Linked DNA regions of Homo sapiens: region 1 is linked to region 2. Evidence: chromatin loops called from intact Hi-C (ENCODE). Cell type or tissue: heart right ventricle. All regions are shown on one strand.

Evidence for each region. A loop is a pair of places that touch in the nucleus more often than their neighbours do. Peaks named below come from ENCODE experiments on the same cell type or tissue, not always from the same donor. Only the 100,000 strongest peaks of a DNase experiment are listed, where the experiment ranks them.
Region 1: it touches region 2 in a loop (3-fold over the local background); 9 of 110 quality-filtered maps call a loop at or near these places.

The regions. Positions count from the first base shown.
Region 1 is chr12:132,496,081-132,498,580 of GRCh38, forward strand. The region is part of intron 1 of FBRSL1 (fibrosin like 1); the gene reads left to right. Among named protein-coding and RNA genes, the nearest start is that of FBRSL1, 7.2 kb to the left of the region's middle. In heart right ventricle, no CTCF peak of the experiment used is centred here; no DNase peak of the experiment used is centred here.
Region 2 is chr12:132,599,351-132,601,850 of GRCh38, forward strand. It overlaps LOC105370094 (a long non-coding RNA gene), which reads left to right. Exons shown (of 3, transcript XR_001749425.2): 2 at 717-1,967; 3 at 2,247-2,438. Among named protein-coding and RNA genes, the nearest start is that of LRCOL1, 10 kb to the right of the region's middle. RefSeq lists enhancers at 1,581-2,116, 2,117-2,500. In heart right ventricle, CTCF peaks have their summits at 1,260 (motif pointing right) and 1,459; a DNase peak (open chromatin) is centred at 1,251; H3K4me3 peaks cover 1,032 bases; H3K27ac peaks cover 1,060 bases; H3K27me3 peaks cover 670 bases.

The DNA of each region.
Region 1 (2,500 bases), 100 kb before region 2:
GCGTGCCTGCACCTCCGCACGTGCTGCGCACCTTCGCGTTTGGGGCCTGGTGCCGGCTGCCCTTTGCCTGGAGGGGTCTCCCGGGGTCCCTGTGAGTCACCGCACAGTCCTGCAGCAGGGAGTCAGACCCACACTAGACCCTCCTTCCCCACTAGGCTCTCGTGCCCCAGCTGTCCTTACGGGGAGGTCTGTCGCCAGACGTCCGCCATATCCCGCCTTTGTGTGATTGCTTCTCTGGAGAAAGAGAAGTGCCCAGAACTGGCCCTGCTGTCTGTGGCTGGCAGTTTTAAGGCTCCTGATGGTTGTGAGGGTCTGTTCCCTGCCGAGGGGCCCGTGTTGCGTATTTACCCGGGCTTGTGTTTTTGTCACTCTGGAAGCCTCGTTTCACTGTGTTTTCTGGCTGGTTGTTGCTGTTTGTCTTCCCACCTGACATCTCTACCTGGGTACTTTGTTGGATTCCCTCCTCAGCACAGGCAGTTTCTAGGGGACTCTTAGGGGGTTGTCATTGGCCCTGCTGGCGTCTGCACATGGCTGTGACGTTGCTGCTTCCCTGCGGCTGCGCTGGATTTGTGAGTGTGTCCAGAGCGTGAGGATTGGTGTTGCTGTTTGTGGGTATCTGTGTCCCTCCCTCCTTCCCTGTTTCCCCACATTCTGATGGGCGCTCTGTCTTGCACGGGACGCATCTCTGGTCCAGCATCAGGTAGGGGTGACCCTGCTCACCCAGCTTGTGCCGCCGCCCCGCGCTTCCTTCCCAGGCCCTGCGGTGTCCTGTGTTGCGCGGGGCGCGTCTCTGGTCCAGCATCGGGTAGGGGTGGCCCTGCTCACCCAGCTTGTGCCGCTGCCCCGCGCTTCCTTCCCAGGCCCTGCGGTGTCCTGTGTTGCTGTCAGGCTGTCCGTGAACTCCGGACGTGGCCCTGGCGGGCCGTGTTGGTGGAGTCTCATTTCGGGTTGTTTGCCGACGGTTCGGATTTTTGCCACCCTGTTTCTAGTAAAGTTAGTCTGGTAGTCTTGCTTCCGCTGGTTTTGCTGCATTTTGGTTGGGAACTTTTCATTTTTTTCTGTAACGTCAAAATGGCATAAGAATTTATCACTTTCTCAGCACCTGGACAGAATACTCGGGTCCCAGCACTCCAGCCCATTTACTGGTGACCAGTTAGAGACCCCAAGTCAGCATGGTTTGGGGTGGGGACACGGGTAATGAGGGAGAGGTCATGGGACCACCTCGCTAGGAGTGGAGGCTGGGGGAGAGGAGCCCGGGGTGGCCTGGCTGGCTCAGGAGGGCCCTCTAAGTAGGAGGACCACAGAGCTGGCCCAAGGTCCCAGGGCAGACCCAGTCTGGCTGCCCTGAGTCAGAGGCAGCCACGGGAGGAGCCCAGCCCACCTGAGTCTCCAGGAGTCCCTGAGTGACCCCTGTGTCCCAGGCTGCCCCCTCCCTCCGGACTCCCCCTCCATACTCCCCTACCCAGATGGCACCAGGACCCCCTCTGGCCTCAGCTCCTGCTTTCAGGAGCCCACGGGCCTGACCACCCTTCAGTGCCCCCAGGCCTCCTGCCCCTGTCCAGATGAGCTGAGTGAGTGGCCCCAGGCTAGAATCCAGGCTCTGGGCCTCGGGACCCCTAGGGCGCCGCCTCACACCTGCTGAGGCAACCCCGGGCTGGGGATCTAACCCTTCTTAGTGGCCCGGGGTCAGGCCCTGACTCCCGCCATGTGGCCCATGACAAAGCCATTTGTCCCTAAAGAAGGGTGAGCATGTAAGCAGCCCCCAGGTCCCTGAGGGAGGGCCAGGGCTTGTGGCGTGCGATGTGTGTGTTTGTGCCACGCATGTGCCTCCCCTAGAGACCCCTCGGGCCTGGTGTCCTCCCCGGCCCCACCCCAGGAGTGTATGGCATCTGAAGTGGTCGTGTGGCAGCAGCTGGGAGGCCCATTGCTGAGCCTGGCCTGCACCCCTGGGAGAGCTGGGGGGCCCGTCACAGCCTGGCTGGCTGCACCCCGGGAGAGCTGGCCCACAGGGCCTCTGGGGAGGGTGCCTGCTGTTTCTTTGGGAGCCTGGGGAGGTGGCTGGCAGGGAAAGCCGGCCGTCCAGATCTGTCAAGCCCCACAGCTACGTGCCCCCTGTGTGGGTGTGGGTCTCTCTCCGGGCCCCTCGCTCACAGTGAGGCCTGTGTCGGGGGCATGGGGCCGGGGGCTGTGTTGGGATGTGACAGCAGTCGGAATGTTCCAGTGGGGAGGCCTGCGGGACCCACAGGCCCCCAGCCACCCTTGCAGAGGCGCCGCAGCAGCTACCTGCCTGTCAGACACCTTCTGGCCAATCCCGGCTGGAGGCTGAGCTACAGGCTGTCGAGGACCGCAGCAGAGTGGATCTGTGGCTGCCGACCCCTCCCGGCCCCTAGCCCTCCACTCTCATCCTACAGACCCTCCAGGGAAATGAGGAGGATGGGCCATCCCCACACACCTGTCCTGGGCTGCCCCCACCACCCCCATGTGGGGATGTGGGTCATGG
Region 2 (2,500 bases):
TTTTTTTTTTTTTTGAGATGGAGTCTCCTTCTGTCGCCCAGGCTGGAGTGCAGTGGCGTGATCTCGGCTCACTGCAACCTCTGCCTCCCGGGTTCACACCATTCTCCCACCTCAACCTCCTGAGTAGCTGGGACTACAGGCGCCCGCCACCATGCCCAGCTAATTTTGTTTTTGTATTTTTAGTAGAGATGGAGTTTCACTGTGTTAGCCAGGATGGTCTCCATCTCCTGACCTTGTGATCCGCCCACCTCGGCCTCCCAAAGTGTTGGGATTACAGACATGAGCCACCACGCCCGGCCCTTTCTTTTCAGACAAGTTCCTGCTCTGTTGCCCAGGCTGGAGGGCAGTGATGCAATCACAGCTCACTGCAGCCTCGACCTCCTGGACTCAAGTGATCCTCCTGCCTCAGCCTCCCTAGTAGCTGGGACCACAAGCATGCACCACCACACCCAGCTAAGTTTTGTATTTTTTGTAGAGATGGAATCTTGGTATGTTGCCAAAGGTGGTCTCAAACCCCTGGGCTCAAGCAGTCCTCCTACCTCAGCCTCCCGAAGTGCTGGGAGCCACACTTCTTCCAGATGCTTTCAAGTTTGATGGGTTATGTTTACCTATTCTGTTCTGTCTTTTAAAAATTATCATTTTGTTAGAACTTGAGGATGAGTGGTCAAAATAACAACGATCACGTTGCGGCGTATCTGGCTTGTTCTCACTGTTAGGGTGGAAGCAACGGTTTCTCAGGATTTCGCTACAAGGATCGTCTCAGCCTTCTTGGACTGCCGTGCGGAACACCACACACCCAGCAGCTAAAATAATGACATTGAGATCCGGGTGCCAGCAGGACAAGCTCCATGAGGGCCCCCCTCTGGGTTGCAGGCAGCTGCCTTCCCAGGGCGTCCTCCCCCGGCAGGTGGGCATGGCAGGGCAGGGGGAGCTGGCACGCTCGGCTCTGTTGTCTCTTTTTTCTCACAGTGCGTGACTGTTTACCACCATGGTCACCTGGAGCCTCTTATTACAAGGGCGTGAATTCCCTTCTCGTAAGGCCCCTCACGGCCTCATCAAAACCTCAGTCACCTCCCAGAACCCCACTCCAGTCCCGTCACGCTGAGGCTCAGGGCCTGAACCCATGAATGCGAGGACACGATCAGTCCACAGCAAGGCTGTGTCCCTGAGGAGCAGGGGCGGACCCTGGCCACACTCTGGCCAGGCAGCGGCCGGGAGAGGGGGCCCATGCGGAAGGAACAGCCAGGCAGAGGCCGGGAGAGGGCGCCCATGTGGAAGGAACGGACAGGCGCACTCAGAAGCGGTGGCGTCTGACGCCCTTTCACGATGTTGTTTCGTTTTGTAATTTTCTTAGACTTCCAAATTCATAGTGAAGTTGACCCAACATGACAACAAACAGGATTCGAGGGGTTTGGACAGATGGGGGGATCATCGGTATCCTGGGGCCGGCAGCCTCACACTGATAGATGGTTCTGGAACTGCCCACCGGCAGCCCCTCTGCCATGGGTGGGTGCAGCGGGGGCTTCCCGGTTCAGTGGCTCCCCTGGCCGCGTAGACCCAGAGGTGCTTCCCTCTAGCGCACAGTGCTGCTGGCCCCGCTGTGGGCCCCCGGCCTCAACCCAGAGAGCTTCTCCAAATCAGTGGCTGTGGCCCCACCGTCTCCCGAGCGCCAGGCAGGGAACCCCTTCTGCATCCACCCTGGGGGCTGCCTGCTGGGCTCACTTTGCTCCTCCTGGAACCAGCGCACAACCCCTCACCGTAGACGCCCCTGTCCCCATGTTGGTGTGGCGTCTGCCGCCAACTGACTCTGACAAACACACGGTTGATGTTTCTGTGAAGTTTGGGAAAATAAGATCTTTTCACTGTACTGGGTCAAGACCTGTCCCTACTCGGCACGGCCCCCGTGTGCTTCCGGTATCTCTGCGGGAGGAGGAGCGCCAAGCAGCCGGGAGCTACCTGTGGGGAAGGTGAGTTGAGGAAGCTTTTCCCTGGTGTTGCTGGGCTCACCCCCGTGGGAATGGGCCCCGCGCCATGGCTCACTTCCATGGGGACGGCCCCCATTCCCTGGGTCACCCCCGTGAGGACGGCCCCCGAGCCCTGGCTCGCCCCCGTGGGGTCGGTCCCCACTCCCTGGCTCACCCCCATGGGGTCGGCCCCCACTCCCTGGCTCACCCCCGTGGGGTCGGCCCCCGAGCCCTGGCTCACCTCTGTGGGGACAGCCTGCAAACCTCAGCTCACCCACATAGGGATGGCCCCCGTGCTGGGCTCACCCATCTGACATCAACATGAAGGTAGGAGCCTGATGGTGTCTCCGACGTGTCCTGCTGGCATTGGGCAATCCTGTTTGAAGATTCCGGATCTAGACACTGGGGTGTGGGACGGCTTCAGACAGGTAGAGGTATGCGTGGAAAATTCAGTTCTCAGCAGCTTCTAATCAGGATGGAGGTTTGTTTTGACTTCTTATGGGAATCGCGTGATGGAGGCTGTGTCTGTCGCCCAC